Regions from separate parts of the Mus musculus genome. Here region 2 is linked to region 1. Evidence: chromatin loops called from intact Hi-C (ENCODE). Cell type or tissue: heart. All regions are shown on one strand.

The links. A loop is a pair of places that touch in the nucleus more often than their neighbours do. Peaks named below come from ENCODE experiments on the same cell type or tissue, not always from the same donor. Only the 100,000 strongest peaks of a DNase experiment are listed, where the experiment ranks them.
Region 2: a loop joins it to region 1, with 2.3 times the contacts of the local background. A loop is called at or near these places in 5 of 42 quality-filtered maps.

What each region holds. Positions count from the first base shown.
Region 1 is chr8:77,130,089-77,135,088 of GRCm38, forward strand. All of the region lies in intron 3 of Nr3c2 (nuclear receptor subfamily 3, group C, member 2), which reads left to right. Among named protein-coding and RNA genes, the nearest start is that of Gm24838, 14 kb to the right of the region's middle. In heart, no CTCF peak of the experiment used is centred here; a DNase peak (open chromatin) is centred at 2,973; H3K4me3 peaks cover 302 bases; H3K27ac peaks cover 844 bases.
Region 2 is chr8:77,040,007-77,045,006 of GRCm38, forward strand. The region is part of intron 2 of Nr3c2 (nuclear receptor subfamily 3, group C, member 2); the gene reads left to right. Among named protein-coding and RNA genes, the nearest start is that of Gm24838, 100 kb to the right of the region's middle. In heart, a CTCF peak has its summit at 2,465; no DNase peak of the experiment used is centred here.

The sequences.
Region 1 (5,000 bases):
AGGCAGTCTTAGCCCCAGCAGCCAAAGCATCTGCTTCATGAGACAGTGGGACCAAGACTGACGTCAACCCTATGCAGTGATAAACTTGGAAAAAGGAGGAACATTTTCATAGAGGACCAGAAGGAAATGGTACAAGACAGCTTCATCTCTTGAATGATAAGTGGATATCAAGACAAGTAAGATACAGGAAGATGGATTTAGAGCAGTGGTTCTCAGCCTGTGGGTCATGACCCCTTTGGGGTCACCTAAGACCACAGGAAAACACAGATATTTAAATTATGATTCATAATAGTGGCAAAATTACAATTATGAAGTAGCAGCAAAAATAACTTTATGGTTCAGGGTCACCACAACATGAGGAACTGTCTTAAAGAGTCACATGGTTAGGAAGGTTAAAAGCCACTGCTGTAGACTCAAGGTAACACAGATCAGTTAATTGTGAATTACTTTTGATGAATTGAACTAGACTCTTTAATACTGCCCCAGACAATGTGGTAATCAATTGTCAAAATGAACTTGTAACCCAAGAAGTAGATCTCGGTAGTTTCTGTGTGGCAATTGCTCCCCTCCAGACCCCATAGCACAGTGTGTCCTCATGGCCTTACATGTATCTCTTAATTTCTGTGATTCTCAGCTTCCCCATCCCAAACTTCATGATGACTTGGTTTAAAATAAATTGTGTCTCTTGTTAGCAAACTCCTGCTTCCCTTTATACCCAGAAAACATCCTTCAAGGTACAAATCTAATGTTCTTTTCTTTCTGTGGCCCTTCCTGACGTCTGTGGCAAAGATAGCTCCTTCCTGCCTATGTCCCCATACCATTTAGTGCAGTGCTGTTCTTGCCCAGGGTATAATCTGTTTAGCAGCCACCATCCTGCCCTGCCTCCCGATGCCCCACAGGCAAGGTTTCCCCTCCTCCACACCTCTCCACCAAGAACTGGTCATAGGAACTGTCATGTGATAGGCAGCCAGCAATGGTTTGTTGGATTAGTAGAAGAACAAGAAGACATACTAAATTCGTAATGCCTCATTTCACAACCTAAGCATACTTATTGTGGTTTTACAAGCATATGTCCTTTTAAAAGGGGTCTTAGTAGGATACAATGAAATTGATAATAGTTATTGCTATGATGTAGATCCAGGAGGTTAGGGCAAAAATAGGGAGACATTTTCCATCATGTAGCCTCTTAAATTTCAGACTTTATATACTCCAAACTAGTCAATTTAGTGTGTACATGCAAAGGACTTCATGGCAATTGGTTTCACAGGGTTTTTGGTTTGGTTTGGTTTACTTTTGTCGGGGTTTTTTTTTTTTTTTTTTTTTTTTTGGTTTGGTTGTTTGTTTTGTTTTGCTGAAATATTTAGAGTGCTGGTGGATATCTATAAGATAGTTGTCTTTCTGTTACCAATATCAACCCCTCATCTGTGATTGGCTCATTGGTGATTCCCAAGGAGGTAAATGAAGATTGCAAAACAAACAAGGAAAAGCTTTCAAAGGTTGTCTGAAGGCTAAGGTGGCTGAATAAGGGCCCTTTTCTCACTATGCCCTCCTTTCTGCTTTCAAGACCATCGTGAGTTAGCTGACTGGTCAAAAAGCCAACTGTGGAGAAGCTAGCACAAAGGGGTGTGCTCCTGTGTCCTTCAAAGTCCGGGATACTGAAGTTCTTACAGATCAGGCAGAACCTGGTATGCTCGGCAGTGTGTAAGTTTAGCGGCCTTTGTATTGTACCACTAGAGCTGCAGTATACCTGAGTTCTCAGCATCACCCTGCTTAATGATGCTTTTGTGTAGGCATCCTAAACACACCTTTCACGACAGATTCTGTTTTAGTGCCATTTTGTCCTTCAGGCCTAAGTATCTTGAGGATTTTTTTTTGGTTAAGATTTATTATTTTATATCAGACATTCCAGAAGAGGGCATCAGATCCCATTACAGATGGTTGTGAGCCACCATGTGATTGCTGGGGTTTGAACTCAGGACCTCTGGAAGATCAGTCAGTGCTGAGCCATCTCTCCAGCCCCTTGAGAATATTTCTAATATAAATGGATCCAAAGAAGAATCTATACTCTATGTAACATAGCTCCGAGCAGGAATTCCATATAACCCGGCTGCATGGTTGCGTCTGACTTGGCAAAATAGAGACAATTGCTCTGATCTCATAGGCTCCCTTACAGCAATAAGGACTAAATTATATAATTTGTAAATCAGCTACCACATAATGAGAATTTAACAAATGTTAGTTTTCTGCCCAGTGCCCTGAATAACTTAATAGTTTGTCTCTACAACAGATGTTGTTGTATAGTGAAGCCCAAAAGGGTGAAAGTCCTAGTATGGGATGTGAATAGGATGTAATACATTCTTGGGAAAATTATACTATACATATATCATTATCATCATCATCTCCTTGTTGCGAATTCACTTCATCTACTCTTTGTCATGACAAGTGTTTCTTTAGTTTAAAATCTTCCAGCATTTTGATTTCTCCATATATTTACTTTTATTATCTTTTCTGAAAAGATGTTTAAAATATAAGTCAGCATAGTTAGCAAACACACACACATATATATACAAGTGCATGTATTTTTAGTGAAAAACTAACACCTTTCACTCTAAGAAGAGTGTTTATGCTTACTCTTCTTCATAACAAACTCCTGAACCAGAAATCCAATCTGACTTCCAACTTAAAGTTAGGCTCCTGAACCCTAACTTTAAGATCCTCTGTCAAGGTGGCAGAGACAACCTATGCTGGAGTCTTTCTCCAGGCATTTTAAAGCGCGTTAATCCGAGCTCACTCTCAAAACTCAGCGGCAGCAGGGGATCATTGTCCATTGGCTTATCGTGGGCAGGCCAGACTGGTTTTAACTGAGCAGAGGAAGTTAATTATCCTGTGTTTTAGTTGGCTCTAGGAATGACTAACCAGTTCTTGCCGCACCCCATCTCACCGCAGTCTGAGCCGGCATGGGGGATGGGAAATCGCACACCAGAGTCTGCAATGCGGGGATTTGCTGGGACCGGGACTGCCTTAATCTCTTTCCCAGGTTGTTTGAACCAGTTCAATAGCAGTTAAACAAGGTTATGTAAGTGACACGTGATGTAGCCCAAAATAGTGACTGCAAACATGGGCTACTGTTGCTGGGCAGTTGTCAGCTGAGGAAAAAAAAAATCCCTCAAGCAAGACAACAAATGAACTTTTAAAAATGAATATGAGATTTAAGCAGAAAGTTAATTTTAAAAAGGACTTAGTGAAATGGCCTTTCTGATGTTGAAAGTGAATTCTTGTATTGAAAACAAGAAATGTTACTCATGAGGTCAGGTCATTCCAGAGTACCCAAGGGTGGTTAAGTGGAGAGGCATTCCTAATGCGTCTGGGCCACGCCTCCACTTTAGATTCCCAAGTTTTATTGAAGAGTAGCATCAGCCCAACCCTCAGACTTACTGACATTGGATAGATAGCAAATTATTAAGCAAGATCATCTAGTTGAATAATGTCTTAAATATTAAACCACCTTGTAACTCGCTACCTTTTTAGTGAATCTCCTTTGTAGCCTTAAAGTATAAAAAGTATAAAATTCTACTTGTTTCCCAAAACACAGTAAACATTAAAACTAACATAAAGGAAAGCAAGGTGGCTGGAGAAAGTTGACAAGCTTGTTGTTTCTTAAAAGGACAACCCAAATGACAACAGGAGGGGTTAAAACATGCCTCAGCTTTGAAGAGGTTTGTTATCCTAATGTATGCATTGTCACCATCGTGGGCCAAGCCTGTAGGTCCCCTGCCTTTAATGAACTTCACATATGAGGAACTGGGAAGCCAACACCAAAATAAAGGGAGTGTGAGCAGAGGACTAGACTATGCATCGCAGCAGAGGACTCCACAGTGCAGGACCCTCTTCTCCCGGGGACTCTGGTTTTGGTTGGTCTCTTAATCTCTAAGAGACCTCGTAAATCGTAAATCATACTGTGTTTCCCCACCCAGACTCTGGGCAGATTGAAAAACAAAGGAGTGGCTTGTGGAAGATAAAATATCAGCCTTTTTCAAGGGGGGTGGGGGGAGTTGAAGGATATGGCTTTGTGGTGAGTGTAAAAGGAATCTGCAACCCGAGCCTGGAAACAGGACACAGGCATGGGCTCCACTCGGTCAGGGCAGGCCTCCCCAGAACCCAGGAGGCTGTGGGCTTACTTACTCTCTGACAGAATTTTCTCCTCAGAGGGAAGAATATGGACTGAGGCAAGCAAGCCAAATATCTTTCTCAAATCTCTTTATCAAAGCAGAATGAGCAAAAGTCCTAGAGGCCTGAGGTACGACACCATGTGGCTTCCTCCTGCCAGAGGAACCGTGAAAGGTGTGTCACAACTGTCCCCATCTCTGGGGCTCAGAATGAGGTTCCAGCACTTTGGGGTTGCAGGACCACTCACTCTTTAATATGCTTTCCCTTCCAGCAGTAAGCTCTAAGTAGAAAGTAGAATTTCCCAAATGCATGCAATGCCCCTGCTTGGCTAAGTGTCTGTTCACAGGTTCTAGTCCAGGTCTCCCCTGCTCCACGAATCCTTCCTCGAAGATTCCAAGAGGTGTTAGAACCTGTTGATATTGATATTGGAGCTGCTAGACCCTGGGGCTTTTTGTCTGATTTCCCCTGAGCACATTAGTGTTCTCTCTTACTAAAGTGTACCATCCTCCTTAGATGCCATCCTTACTGAGGAACAGCGAGGCAGGCAGCACATGGACAACATAGACCTGGGCTCCAGGTTCTCCCAGCATCTCCCAGTCGCTACCTGGCATACCCTGCCCCCAACCCTGAACTTTCCCGCCCAGAGGCTGGGCTCCCAGGTTTTGGCACTTGGGATAAATTATTTCTCTGCTGGTAAAATGAACCAACTCAAGCTAAATTAGATTAAATGAAGGTTTATTGGAAAGTTGCTCTTGGGTAATTCCCAAGGACTGGGGCCATGGAAGTAGCCATGGGAAGAGAGAGGGAAGGGAACCAAGATGTCTGGATTATAT
Region 2 (5,000 bases), 90 kb before region 1:
AAAGTTAATATGCTGGGATGCAAACTAAGGAAGAGTGCTGTTACTTAAGCTCTCATATTTAACCCATTAATGGATTAAAAGAAGTTACTTAGTTAAAAATAACTATTATTTCTTACCTATGGGCTATCCTTTCTACTTTTTCTCTTTTTTCTTGTTTGTCCCATAAGTTATAGTTCTATAATCCATTTTTAATGCTGTATATATATTTATGTGATAACATTTTACATTAACTCCAGAGGACTCATTTGAAAATCATTTATTATAACTCACTGGCACATTAATATTATCCTTATGAATCTGTTTCCTTAATTAATATATTTAATGTTCTCCTTCCTCATCCACAACTGAGAGGTTGAAAATAATTCGTATTGCATTTGCACAGAAACTTCAATGCTTTGTATCCATCATATCTCAGAATCATGTTATAAAGATGAAGTTACGATTTACTAAGCCAGAAAAAAAAAACATCTAGTTTATATTTTCAGTCTTTTGATCTTTAGACAAAGTTGGAAGAAAGGACTTAGCAGACATACTCAGATACAGGAACAATAGTTGGCCTTACATGCTTAAGAAAACCACTCACCTGGCAAAGATGAAATCCATATGGAGCTGCTCAATGGAGAGAGGATTTGCTTAGCGCAGACAAGCCTGGGGCTCTCTCCCCAGCTCTTTATAAGCCAGCCATGGAAGCACGTGCCTATAATGCCAGCACCCAGCAGGCAGAGACAGGATCATCCTCGGTATGTAGAAAGCTTGGGGTCAGCTCCATAAAGGAATATATAACAAGACATCTGAATCCAAGGGTGCTTAAAAGAGCTAAGGCATGCATAGTATTGTGTAAGCAGAAAGTATGTTGAACCTCAAATAGGATGTTACTTCTTGTTTCTTTGCTGGATAACGATTTGATCTATTCTAATAGCTTTGTTGAAAATGTGGGTAAGGTTGCATAGAACACCATTCGGTGTGAAAGGGGAAAATCCATTCATGGAAACAAATCCATGAACTATAAAGTTTTCTGCAGACAAACACGAAACAGCTCAGTATCAGGCATTGCTGGCCAGACAGTGATCATGCACTGTTTCATTTTTAAAGTAGAATCAACTTTTGTCTTTCTCAAGTCTAGCTGCAGAGTCCTTCCTATGGTGCCCTTGCTCCCAGGAGCCTCTTCCTAAGAACTGGGAGAGCAGCTGAGTGCTGTATGCAGTAGAAACAGCTGGAGCCGGACACACTGCCACGATGAGAGCTCGTGCTCCTTGGAGATGCTCACCTGTGTGACCAAGAGGAAGGCTTTTCCATTTCTAAGTTCCAAAACTTCTCACAAAACCTTCACCCTTCTTTAGTTCTGCTCAGTCAGGGAAGTGTCCTCTCCAGGAACAGCCCATACTAGCCTCATCTCATGATCTTCCTGTGCCCACATCCTGGATCATTGGAACAAAACCTTGCGCCATCTTGCCCAGAAAAACAGGAACTTCATGTGAACTGCAGAAAACTGTTTTAAAGGTTTACCCAAAACTGCAATTTTTAAATTTTGGATGTTCAAAACACAGTTGAGGACTGTGTTCAGTCCTCAAATATGGTACTGTGTATCCCATGTGGACGGGACCAGAAAATGGAGCATACCTGAGCATCATAACCTGATGGGAAATTCCCGTCCTCTGCCTCTAAAAGGCTTCTTGTACTGGTGTGCCTTCATTTTGTCCCTGGCTTTAAAGACTGCTCTCTCTACACAGAAGGCAATGGAGGAGAGACATTTCAATTTCTTCTTAGATCTAAGAGATAGATGGTCTCAAGCAAAAGAGCTCATTTGGTAAAATTCTTCCCATGCAAGCCTGAAGACCCAAGTTCAAGCCCCCAACCTGTGTGCAGCGGCATACAATTGTGACCTCAGCGTTGGAGAGCTAGAGACAGGCAGATTCTGGAACCTGTCGGTAGCTAGCAAGAATAATGAGCTCCCAATTCAGGTCCCCAAAAATTGAGCTGACTGGCACCCAGGGTGTCCCTCTGGACCCCACATGTTCGCATAGGTCCGTAGGAACTCCCACACACATTCATACACACACACACACACTCACTCACATCCATACACACTAACACATAGATAAGTAAATAAAAAATAGAAAAAACATGAAGCTAAAATGTGCATAACTAAAATGGACCATGGCTAACCTCTTCCTTACCCTTTTCAGTGGAGCTTTCTGGCATCCTGGAAAAGCTAAAGTACTTTGCTGATATTTCCATTAGTTTGCAGATTAGGACAATTTTTATTATCAATTCATCAACCACTCAAGAAGTACAGGGTAAAAAATAAATAATAAAAATAAAAAAAGAAGTACAGGGTATGGAAAATATTAGAGAAAGCAAGCTATATATTGTGTGCTCATTAGCAGTGAAGCAGACAGAGGAAAGCTTTGTGTTATGGAAGACAGTGGATGCACAAGTGTTTGTGCCCCTCTGCTGGCTGCTAAGTAGACTGTGCACTTAGGACTCTGGGCATCCAGGCACTGACATTGAAGGACCACAGACAGACTCAAAATGAGGTGCTCCCTGCAGAGAGCACTCTGATGGCACATCAATCATTCGATCATATTGTCAAACTACAGAGTAATTTCCCTTTAATAATTTTAAAGTTAGCTGTGCCTTTTAAATAAAATGGAACTAAATAGCAGTTAATTTGTTCTTAATGTATGTCTTTCCTTTATTTGGTTAAAGCCAACACCCTCCAATCAACTCAATAAAGTCCCTTATCCCATCCCTGTAAGGTTTGTTTAGCTTTGTGAGTTACATATGTAGTTGGAGCACCCTAGAACTTCAGGTGAATAAAACCATACAGTGTTATGTTCTTACACTTAACATTGTGTTTTAAATATTTGATTTTGTTATACCTAAGTTTTTATGACATAATACCCATTGTCTAAACCTGAGGCTATTTATCATTCCTTGTTGATAAGCTGCTTCCTTGAGTGAATTTCTACTACAAGTCCTTCTATCCACACCGTATCATTGATACCTTTGGGACTGAATGTCGTTGGATTCTGGTGCGCATGTATGTGGAATGTTAGAAGAAACAGCTGCTGTCTCACCAACTATGACTTCCTCTTCCATCATCTCCTCGCCAACCCCCAATGTTGCCCACCGTTTTCATCTTAGCCATGTGTAGTGTGTGGCTTTAAAATGTGTAGATATAATTTCAAGAGTTCTGTGGTCTGCTTGGATGCTATGGATTAGTCTACATTACTTCTATATTTTATGACATTTTAAATTACAAAATGTAGACACTTTGCAAACTTGTATGGATTCTCTCTCTTGCTTGTTTTACGTGAAGAAATGAAGTGATTAAAGACCATAGAGGCTACAGACAAGAGGCAGTGGAAGGCTGTGGTGAAGAATGAATCTTATTCAAGGTTTATGTGGAAATACATGCTTTAGTGGGCTTTTGATCATAAGCTAAGGCAAACATTCCTTGATTCATTAATTTTCAAAATATTTTATTATGATTGTCTCATAGCACTGTCTAGTAGCACTCTCCGTCAATCCACATGTTCATTCTGTGTCTTTTAACATGAAAGCTGCTAGCAACATGTATGTTTCAGATACCTGAATATGGCTACGCAACTCGGTGACTGAGGTCTAGATCTTACTATTTGTGTATGGCTAGTGGATAGCTTGTGGGGTTGCTTGTCTAAATACACAGAGGGGGTATTGCCTACTGTTTGGCTACATTGTAAAACAATTTCAAAAGTCCCAGCCCTTTAATCCCACAGTGGGAGGCAGAAGCAGGTGGGTCTCTGAGTTCCAGTTTAGCCTGGTCTATAGAGTGAGATCCAGGAAAGCCAAGGCTACACAGGGAAGGCGTGTCTCCAGGAAAACAGAATTAAAAAGTCTTTATTACTATATGCTGGGATTACTATGCTCAGAAGTGGCCATTGCATTTCACTTTCAATGAAATATCTCATATGTGGTATTTTAAACACAAATTTGCAGTATTGTAAAGTTACATCTTATAAGCATGTCTAACCTACAGTTCATAGCTTACAAGAAAGCCATGTTAGCTATAAATATGGAAAAACACAAAATCACACACTCATTTAAAATGTTGAGATGTTGTGATTTGTTTTTCTAACCTGATTTTGTGGCTCTGGAGCGTGAACTCCATAGAACATTGTGTCACAGTGTTGAAATACTGGACACGCCTTGAAGGCTTAGAGTATTTTAGTAGGGGACACCTACCTCAGCATCATTCACCTACCCAGTGGTTTCTATGGTAAAATGAGTTTAGCAGCTAGTGTACCCTTCTGTCTGGTATAGGAGGGAGCTTTCTCAGGTGTCTCCCTGTGACGACTGTCTGTGTGCAGCCCTGCTTGGTCAGAATCATGAAGATGGCAAATCCGTAAAAGCAACCATTTTCCTTCCAAATGGAGTCATTTCACTTCTGTGATTCTGTGATCATGAAAGATAGAGTGTCTCTGACTGAGGAGAGAAAAGAAGTAAAAATGCCGATTCGATGGCATTCTTTTCTATGGCTAAATATAATGGGACAGGAGAAGATATTTTTTTCTGGCTTTTCCGATCTAGAATATTGATCTTGGGGAACAGTGGCAAAGGTTGCTTTGGGGGTCAATTCCCAGAAATCTGGGGCCATCTTAACTCATACCAGAGCATAGTAAGGGAATTGGCATTGGGAACTAATTCCTTTCTTCCTTTAAAACAATCTTTAAGATTATAGATGCTATTGAATAAAAGCTCATTTCTGTCATTGGTGTAAGGAGGAGGAAAGACCCCAAGTGACCTTCTCAAGGTCATCCTGTGTCTGATTACTGTCATGATTGCTGCATTAGTCACCTTTTTTTAAATTATTCAAAAATACCTGCAGTGAAGCAGTTTATGGGAGGAGTGGTTTGTTTAGCTTACAGTTTCTGGACTTTTGATCTGCAATCGCTTGATTCCATTGCTCTGAGCCTACTGTGGAGCACAGTGCAGAAGCTGTTTACCCAGAGCAGAGT